Linked DNA regions of Homo sapiens: region 2 is linked to region 1. Evidence: read pairs that join two places in POLR2A ChIA-PET (ENCODE). Cell type or tissue: MCF 10A. All regions are shown on one strand. Each heading gives the region's core, and the rest is flanking DNA. Links, peaks and the distances in the headings are about the cores only.

Region 1 (5,392 bases), core at 250-5,249:
TCAAGTGTGGTTCCCAGTAGCACCCACAAATAACAAAGACATTCTTATCACTTGGAAAATTCCAAGGCTTTAAAAACTCCCTCCCAGGAGCCCAGGACAAAGACTAAAGAATGTTTTTTTCTTTGTTTGTTTGTTTATACAACAGATGGGAAGCTCGTAAATTACATTTTAAAATGGTTTTCTTTCAACTACCCTTCTTCATAAGGCAAGCTCAAAAGGATATTAAACTGAAAACTTTTTCTTAACTGTAATCATATTCAACTAAAAATGTAGACCATTGCAGCATATGTATCTCCACTTTTTAATGTTAATAAGAATCATAACAAATGACAGCAATTTATTGAAAACTTAAAGACACCACTCGCTTTACCTCATTGAAATAAACACCAACCCAATTCACAGGAAAAAGAACTGAGAGTTAGAGAGATGAAGTAGTAACTTATGGGAAGGTCAGCAAACAAAGGCCCATAGGCGAAATCCAGCTCACCATCTGTTTTTGTTTGGCCTAAGAGCTAAGCATGGTTTTCACATTTTTAAATGATTAAAAGGGGTCAAAAATAATATCTTTTGACATGTAAACATGAGAAGAAATTCCAAGACTATAAATAAAGCACTATATTTTGAGTGCTGTGTCCCTCCAAAATCCATAGGTTGAAACCTAATCCCCAATGTAATGGTGTCAGGAGGTGAGACCCTTAGGAGGTGATTAGTTCATGCAGGCATAGTCCTTATGAATGGGATTAGTGTCCTTATACAAAGAGGCCCCAGAGAGCTAACTGGTCCTTTCCACCATGTGAGGACACAGCTAGAGGCTCCATCTATGAAGCAGAGAGTAGGCCCTGAGCAGACACTGCATCTGCCAGAGCCTTGTTCTTGGACTTCCCACCCTCCAGAGCTATGAGAAATAAATTGCTGTTGTTTTTACACTACTCCGTTTATGGTATTTTGTTATAGCAGCCCAAACAGATGAAGACATAAAGTTTTATTGGAACACAGTTACACCCATTGGTTTATGTATAGTCTGTAGCTGCTTTCACTCTACAATGGCAGAGTCAAATGACTGCAACAGAGACTATCTGGCCCACAAAGCCAAAATATTTACAGCTGACTCTTTACAGAAAGTTTACTGACCCCTGGCAGAAGAGCACTTAGCTGTTGGTGGGATTTAAAGCTGAGTTTCTCTGGCTCCAAAGTGAGTAACAGTAGCAAATTTCTTTATTTTGTGTCTACTGTGTCCCAAACACAGTCAAAGCCATGTTTAAAAATCTCATTTTAGCCTCAAAAATTATCAACATTTTTTAGTTAAGAAAACCGAGGTTAGAGACCTTAAGTCACTTACCCAAGGCTACTAAGCTAGCTCTGTGAAGCTCCATGCCCTCTTTACTATTATGCCCATACCCGAACCCCACTCTACTCCAGAAAAGGACAAAGAGCCTCTTAAATTTAACATTGTCATTCCACCCACTGAAAACTATAGCCTCTAGGTGCTATAGTTTTTCTCTTTCTGGTGTAGGAAGAGCAGGAAAACCTAAATTGAGGCTCTAACCCAAAGAAAGACAGGTCAATTTCAGCCAGAAAGACTGGATAGCCCCAAGACCATTCATCCAAATGTTTTTAACTTTTTATTTCACTCTGAGAGCCAGGCTTCAGAAACCTCCAGCTGTCACACATTTGGTGAGAACTCAGAAAAGTAAAACTGATGTGATTGAAGGACTGAAGATAAATATGCCAGGTTCACAACAAAAAAGGCAGGGAAAACATCTATGAATATTTGAAAGATTGTACATCAAAGGAGAAAGGAAATGAGAAATTGCTTGGTGCTATCCAAGGAAAATTGTACACTGATAAAATGGAGCATCAAAAAGCATAAGCTATTTGGAAGCATAGAGAGTGTGCAGCACACTCAGCCCAAAGCAAGATTTCTCAGCCCCTTCAAGAAGGGATGGAGACCCACCAAACTGGTCAGCCAGCTCCAGAAAACAGAATGTTCCAGTTGGGCTTTACTCCTTTTGTTCTCTTACAGTGCAGGTTCTTTCCTTGAAAACTTCATAATGGCAAGAAAGAGATGGATTGAGAATGGCTGCTTCTTACCTTGTGGAGTAGATGAGACCCTCCCTCAGAATTCACATGAGCAGGTAAGATTGAGGTATGGAAGCATGGAGGCTGCAGAACACACTCTCCACTCACATGAAGTATCTCTGGTCCCCTGCAGGGCCACTTTGGGATGAGGAGAGGGGAGTGCAATGGTTGTACCTGAGAGAGGAGGGAGGACACTTTGATGCAGTGAGAAACTATAAAGAAAGACATAGAAGAGCCATTGATCAGAGCTATGTTATTGCCAATTGGGATCCCTTGGGCAGGTTTTGGGTCCCACACAGGAAGAAGATGGGCACAAGTAGATCTACTTCAGGAACCTGAGAGAGTATGACTGAGATGAGAAGGAAGCTCTTTGCCCGGCCTCTGCTAGGACTCAAGCTCAGATCTGGTGCCCCAAAACCAGAAGACTTGGGAGTGTGAGGAGATGTCACCCTTCATGGGAACACCAGTATTCTCATGACATCAGAGAACAGCAAAAGTGCTTCACCAAAGGGTCTGCAGCAACAGGTATGGACAGGTAGAAGGCAGCTTCGGAGAGGAAGAAGTTGATGGATAGAAGAAGTGGATGTTAGTGACCTCAATCAACTGACTGTGAATCTGGAAAGACTCCCCAAAATAAGGGAGAGGATGCATTTTGGATGAGGGAAGATCTAAAGTCTTATTATTTTCCTCATGAGGTAATATTTAGCTAGTAGATTTGGGAGCTATACCTATACCAAATAAACTATAAACATTTTGCAGCATTTTTCTGTTAATTTCTATTGCTCATCACTACACAATTAAAAAAACCTCTTCCTGGCAGAGGTTGTCAGTAGCTTTTCTCACTCGGTCTTGCCTGAGCCTGTTGTTCTGTACTCCAAGCTCTTCCACAACCACATGTGTAGGCTGCTTACTGGTATCAGAGCCTTTCTCTCAGTCTCTCTGTCTTCAATTGTTCAATGTTTACATTTTAAGTACAGCAACTTCATCAGCTGAAATCCTCCAACTCTAGACACACTCATTCCCTGATTTGCTTCTGCAGATGTTCTTGCAATAGACTTGGTTCTTCTGTATATTCTCTGCACAGGGCAACAGGTCTGTTAGATTTTCTCTTTTTGCATGATGCCTCTTTCTGTCTCTTGCTTAGTCTGTCTCATTCTGTTCTGCATAACTTTGATGTCCCATGCCATAAAATCAAACATGGATTTTCAGTGGAAAGAAAAAAATTCCAGGCTGCCTATTATCTGGAAAAAGATTGCCCATATAGAAAAGACAGTACACCTGGAGTCACATTGTCAAATGTCCCATAGCACAAAGCAGCCTGGGATTTAATGATGAGCCAGCTCTTGCCCAATATTTATATCTGACACACATACACTAAACGGTCAAGCCTTTCACAATACAAATTTTGAAATGCTGTGTTTGAAACTGTAGGAAATAGTCTAAAGCAATATAATAGCTGCATTTATGAAGCAGATACATTTTCTAGAAGCATTTTTAATCTCATTGCATCTTAACAATAACTCTGCAAAGTGGGCATTACCCTCATTTTATAAAAGAAAAACCAGAAGTGCAGAAAGCTTAAGAAACTAGCAACCTCTTCAAGGTCATACTGAAGGTAGGAGTGCTAGAAATCTAACCTTGGTGCCTGCATTCAAAGTCTGGTCTCCTTCCCCATTGCTTCATTGTCCAGCAAGAAAATGGTAACATACTACATTTATCCACATTCTAAAATGCATACTGTCCAAGGAAATTTTTCATCTTTTATTATCTCAGGGCCATCCCGAAAGTACAAGGGCAGTCATTCGTATTAAATAAATGAGTATTAAATATCAAATTTTAATCTTTGTCAATTTGATAAAGATGAATAGTGTTTGATTTTAGCATGTATATCTTCAGTTACTAATGAAATTTGACTTTTTTTTAGTATTGGCCATTAATTTTATTCTTTAATAAATTGCCTATTTATGTCCTTTGTTCTTTTTTCTATTGTGATTTGAGTTTTCCTTACAGATTTTGAAGATCTCTTTATAGAGTGAAACCATTAATCACTTAGCCATCATATTCTTTGTAAGCACTTTATCCCAATTTATCATTTGCCTTTTAGTTTTGATTAAGGTGATCGTTTATATGCAAGCACATAGAATACTTGCACATTTGAGTAAGTTTTTAGATTTGCGTTTGCATGCAATGTTCCTTTAGCTTTGCACCCAATTTTCTCAAGAGTTGTAAGGTTCAGGTGGAATTATGTTGCATTAACTAAACTTCCATAGATGGCTTTATAAACTAAAAATGCATTTACTAATTTACAATTAGGACTACACCCTAGCAGTAACACAAATACCACATGGGCAATTTGGGATATAAAAATCACTTTGCCCCATTGTGTTATATCTTGGAGTCCATATGTATTAGTTCTCATGCTGCTAATAAAGATACACCTGAGACTGAGTAATTTATAAAGAAAAAGAGGTTTCATGGACTCTCAGATCCACATGGCTGGGGAGGCCTCACAATCATGGTAGAAGGCAAAAGGCACATCTTACATGGTGGCAGGCAAGAGAAAATGAGGGTGAAGCAACAGGGGAAACCCCTTATAAAACCATCAGCTCTCATAAGACTTATTTACTACCATGAGAACAGTATGAGAGAAACTGCCCTCATGATTCAATTATCTCCCTCCCACAATACATGGGAATTATGCAAGCTAAAATTCAAGATGAGATTTGGGTGGGGATACAGCCAAAGCGTATCACCATATTATATCTGGACCTGTTTCTTTCCCTTTCTAGCAGGGAAAGACTCTCAGAAATGACTCAGAGTGACAGAGGTCATTCATAGCATAACCAGAAATGAGCATTCAAGTCTCTTCATCACTGTCTTCAGTTAAAATATATATATATATATATATATATATATATAAAAGTTTTGATCAGAACACAGCTTTTTAATTGTACCAAGCATGAAAAAACAACACAAACATTTTACTTTGCAAAATGTATATATCATTTAATACTTTAAAAACTGAGGAAAACAAATGTAAAGTTGTCTAGGAAAACAGACAACTTCATGATTTGTTTGTCATCTTCTCCCTCTTCGTCCTAACATAATATGTAGTATATCCCATGACAGCTCATAAAGTGTACCACTGCCACCAAATCACTAGCTTTTATGGAGACAGTAATGAACATAAGACACCTTAGTAGGAGTTATAAAAATGTAGACACTTCTAACACTAAAAAAACAAGCGGAAGTATTTTGTAAACCAAAAATATTCAAATGCCTTGAGAAACGGGGATGTTTGAAACCAAAACTA
Region 2 (5,392 bases), core at 183-5,182, 57 kb after region 1:
TCAGGCATCACTCAGCCATGACGATGGATTGAAAAGGTGCCAGATGACAGGCAGGAGCTGGGTTGATGAACTCTTGTCTAGATTAGGGAAGTGGTAATGAGAAGCAATAGGATGGAAGAAATACAAAAATTATTTTGTCAGTAGAATTTGGAGGTATCCAAGTGGATTTGGGAAGTGTAATTTCCAAAGTTTGGGCAATGGGGTGGATGCAAATACCCTTCTATTTTCTTGCTACCTTCTATTACCATTTAATTATCATGTAACCTTTACAACAGAAGTTCCCAACCCGAAGGCCATAGACTGGTACAGCCCTGTTAGGAACCTGACTACACAGCAGAAGATAGGTGGTGGGTGAGTGAGCGAAGCTGATCTCTGCCTCCTGTCAGATCAGTGGTGGCATTAGATTCTCTTAGGGTCACAAACCCTACGGTGAACTGCACATGCCAGGGATCTAGGTTGCGTGCTCCTTTTGAGAATCTAATTCCTGATATCTGTTACTGTCTCCCATCACCCTCAGATGGGACCGTCTATTTGTCAGAAAACAAGCTCAGGGCTCCCACTGATTCTACATCATGGTGTGTATGTAATAATAATAGAAAAAAGTGCACAATAAATGTAATGCGCTTGAATCATCCTGAAACCATCCCCCTTGACCCCTGCCCTGTCCATGGAAAAAATTGTCTTCACAAAACCAGTTCCTGGTCCCAAAAAGGTTGGGGACTGCTGCTTTAGACCGCCACCTAAAGGGTCCACATGTAGGTTTTCCCTTCCCTTGTGGGAAGAGAATCATCCCTGTGCTTTGCCCTTTCCTATAGAAACGTGGTTGGATACCCACATTTATACAAAGTCTGGCTATAACTATTTTCCCATGAGTTTTGTGAACCGGGGATTAAAAAAAATAATAAAAGAAATTCAGCAACAAAATCTTGGTCTTTAAAGCTCTGGGATTCATTTGAATCAAATGTTGCCATGGTTTCAAGAGTCTGAAATCAACATTTCAAGGTAATCCCAAGATCTAGATATTGCTGCAGCATTCAGGTATCAAGGAACAATCAAAGTGCCATACTCCATTAGTGACAGAACTCTGTTAAGGTTGTGCAAGTGCCTCAAATTGGTATTCAGCTTAATCACTGATACCGTATTACTAATTATAGCATGACACCATACAAAAGTGGTACTTTTTAAAAGGCTGGCAAATGGCATTATTTTAATAAGTCATTAGGAAATTGCTTTTTGAGGATGCAATGAAAGTACAAGTTTCTCAATTAGGGGAATTATGTGGAGTTGATGAGATATTTGAGCACGCATGATCTGCAGCTAGCGGTCCATTTGAAGCAGGCCAAGCCATTGAGAGGGCTGGCTAATGAGATCCAAGATGATCTGATTAATTGTAGGAGAAAAATGATAATAGAGGCTATAAATGGAGGGTGTTACAAGACTACTTGTCTCCCAGGCTACAACCACGGAACGCTCCCAACTTTCACCGTCAAGATGGGCACGGTAGCTCATGCCTGTAATCCTAGCACTTTGGGAGGGTGAGGTGGGCAGATCACAAGGTCAGGAGATAGAGACCATCCTAGCTAATGCAGTGAAACACTGTCTCTACTAACAATACAAAAAAATGAACCAGGCGTGGTGGCATGTACCTATAGTCCCAGCTACTCGGGAGGCTAAGGCAGAAGAATCGCTTGAATCCGGGAGGCGGAGGTTGCAGTAAGCCGAGATCGCACCACTACACTCCAGCCTGGGCAACAGAGCAAGACTCTGTCTCGAAAAAAAAATAAAAAAAAAATGTCAAGATAGACCTGATTTTTGAGAGGATTATGCAACTTTGTCTAATGACACATATGAGCAAGAAAAATAAATGATTATTAGTTGGCTGGACAACTCAAAAATATGGAATTTGTGTTTTGGATTTATTAGTAACCTAGAGAATAGTTGTTTGAGATAGGAAGCAAAATGAGAGGTGGTAACAAGTTCAAGAATAAAAGATCTTGCAGTTCTTTCCATGCCCACAATATTTTGTTCAGAAACTTTCATCCACAAAAATTTATACCTAAGTTTGAAAAGCATTATGTGGGCTCTACATGTGTGTATACTGTGTATGTTCAAGTGTGTGTATGAGAAAGGATGAAGGAAAGAAACAGAGCACATTTCTTGCTTTATTTTCACATTTGGCAAAGAGTATTCATCCTACATCTCAGATTACCAGTTATACTATTTGGAAAGGCTCAGGAATGTTTTCTTTGACAATTTTTGCCTTCAAGAAACTGTGTTTTTCTGAGGCTCCAGTTATTGATCATTCTCAGAAATGGGTTTCTATATATAAAAAGCCAAGACACTTTTCTAAGTATGAAATTTTCACCTGGAAATTGAGAGCCCTGTTTGAGTTCCTCAAGGCTCAGTGTTCCCGGAGTTTGCAGTGACTCAGAAGATTTGGAAATGCTTGCTCAACCTTAATGTCCAAACACTTCAAAATCTTTTGAATTCTACCTTTATTTTGACTTTGAAAGAGCTTGCATTTGACAGATGTGCTATAAATCTTCCCAGTTTGTCATCTGTGGGTGAGATAAATTGAAGTCAAATAGGAACAATAGCCATTAACACATTGGGGTCTGATGAACAATGCTTAGATTGGAGGAAGTTATATATATACATATATATACACACACACACACACACATATACATACAGTATGTATATACATAACATACATAGCATCATTCTTAAGACCAGTTGGAAAATGTCTGGTGACATTAATGGGACGGCATATATGGGCATAAGTGGCTCAGGGCCTATAGATGAAACTTTTCCTCCCTGAAACTTCGGGACAGATTATACATTATCTACTTGAGTTACCAAAGATACAGAGCCCAACTCTGTATTTTAGGAAATTAAACTATGAAATAAGATTCTTAAAAATTAAAAAAGACATGAATACTGCTTAGTCATTTTGTTAGGTGTTTGAGGTAACTTGTAGTCTGAAGACATTACGACTTCAGTCTTACACAGAGCAAAATTCGTGGAATGACTCGGTTGATCTCAGCATGTAGGAGAACAGACACATTTTTCAAAAGCAGCAATTGACTTGTTAAAGGTTTGACATATCACAAACATTTTGATTTTGTGATCAGACTGGATAGTGATTTACTTATCCACTGACTTCACTGTCAGGTAATTTATAAGTTTACTTCTCAGCTGAGAAGTGTGGAAAATCTTAGGAGGAATTCAGAGGGCAAAGAGGAGGAAACACAAAGATGTAATAAAGGCTATAGTGGTTGCTAAAACGACAAGAAAAACAAATGGAAATCATTTGATTTGCACTGCACCTGTGAGAGAAGAAATTATGGTCCCTTTTTACATCTGAATCTCACAGGTCTATTTTGAGAGTTGAGAGATCTGTGTGAGGTACCTAATTCACTCTTCTCAAACAGCCTTCACTTTAAGAGAACTCAACTGTGAAATTTATAGAAATTATTTCTGAAGCTAAGAAGAAAGTTCAAATACCTTTTGCTTTTCACTATTTCATCAAAACTCTTCTAAAATCCCGAGACACAATGTAGTGTGGTGTGATTAAGATAGGCCAAGTCATAGGTTGCTATAATTATTAAAAACCTTGGTTTATCCTTGTGTACAAGGAATAGAATCTCTCAACCTATCTCATGTCATTAACCTTCCCAAGGAGCAGGGTAATGTGGTTACTGCTTTTGGTACCTGAAAGATTCCAAGACTTGAGGCACTGAGAAACAAAGTGTTTGGCTGAGAGATCAGATAAGAGAATAGCAGACGAACCAGTATGGATGGCTCCTGGCCATGCGTGTCACTGTCTCACCAGAAGCCATCTACTTCTTTTAAGATGTGACATTATTAGTTTACACTGTAGCATCAAACAAGTTACTCAAATGTTAGCTCACACAACACTGATCATCAATCTGATATTTAATGTTATGTTATTCAATAATAGTAATACAGTACATTTATTTATTTAACAAGTATTTCTTAAATACTAACTGTGCATCAGTCACCGTATTAGGTACTGGGAACCCAGAAATAAATGAGAAGTGGTACCTGACTGAGGAGCCGAGTCTCATGAAGGAGACAGACACAGAAATTAATAAACACAATTCTTGAAAGGGCAGAGAGAAGCACAGTAGTGTAGGAGCCCAAACATATAGTTAATGTCAATTAACCAATAATTCATTCTTAGACCTTTCTATACCTCATTCCCTAGCATGATGCTGGGCACATGCAGGCAATTGATAAATGTGTATTTGGATGGATGGATGGATGGATGGATGGATGGTTGGATGGATAAATGGTTGATGGGTAGATGGGTGGAAAAGTGGATGAGTGGATGAGTGGATGAGTTAATGAGAAGAGTGAGTGAGTAAACAAAAATAAATTGACAACTCAGGAAATAATATTCTGTCAGGTCATGTGTTCTCATTTTAGGTTTGGGAAATCTGGCCAAGGTAATTGGAAAGTACGGTAGAATTCATTGACATATCTGGATATTATTCAGAAAGGCTTAAGATAATACTGCAGATGGTAAAATAAAAAGTTAGAGAGCCAGTTAATTGTTTCTCCATAGATACACATACAGTTAACTTCAACTCACTTGTTTATTTATTTGTGATTATCCTCAGCTCAAGCATCATTTTTTCAGAGATAACTTTCCAGGCTCCCAATCCCACACATGGTCTAGGTCAGGGCATTTATTAAACAATCTCAAAGAATCATGTACTGTTGCTTCATCACACTGGTCTCTGCATATTCTTATGCATACAATAGTTTGTGTTATTTATTTTTAGATTCATGCCTGTCTCCCCTAGAAGAATATAAGATCAAAAAGAAGAGTCGGAGCCTCATCTGTTTTTGCTTCCCAGAGATAGCATCAACATCTAAGACAGTATTTGGCATGTAAAAGGTGCTAAATAAATATTTGTTGAATAGGTAAAGAGAAGCACTCCTGTCTCACTGACTGAAATACTGTGAATATGCAAGAAGCAATGCTTTTTCAGAACTCTGTAAATGTTTGCTATTCAAAAAAAAAAAAAGGTTTTTACCGCTCATATATAGACACTAAAGAAATATTCATTTCTTTTAAGAAAAATGTATATGGCTTCACTTGAATCACATTGGTCTCAATCATTCAGATAACTCCAGCAAGTGGAGGCTGGAAAATGTCATTGCTGGAATTGTAGAGAGTTAATACATAATATACATAATACCCTTTTCTTCTTTCTCCTGATTTAGGACCAATGGATAAATAAAGGTGATGCATTGACAATTATGGTATCAGCACCGGCAGGCCCATTGAAAGATTGGCCTTTGTATTAACCCATTTTCACACTGCTACCAAGAGCTACCGGAGACTGGGTAATTTATAAAG

The links. ChIA-PET counts read pairs that join two places held together with the same protein. Peaks named below come from ENCODE experiments on the same cell type or tissue, not always from the same donor. Only the 100,000 strongest peaks of a DNase experiment are listed, where the experiment ranks them.
Region 2: POLR2A ChIA-PET joins it to region 1 with 5 read pairs; 2 of 35 experiments call an interaction of 5 or more read pairs at or near these places.

The regions. Positions count from the first base shown.
Region 1 is chr4:57,363,869-57,369,260 of GRCh38, reverse strand. No RefSeq gene overlaps it. Among named protein-coding and RNA genes, the nearest start is that of LINC02380, 59 kb to the left of the region's middle. In MCF 10A, for the core only: no CTCF peak of the experiment used is centred there; no DNase peak of the experiment used is centred there.
Region 2 is chr4:57,306,892-57,312,283 of GRCh38, reverse strand. No RefSeq gene overlaps it. Among named protein-coding and RNA genes, the nearest start is that of LINC02380, 120 kb to the left of the region's middle. In MCF 10A, for the core only: no CTCF peak of the experiment used is centred there; a DNase peak (open chromatin) is centred at 2,423.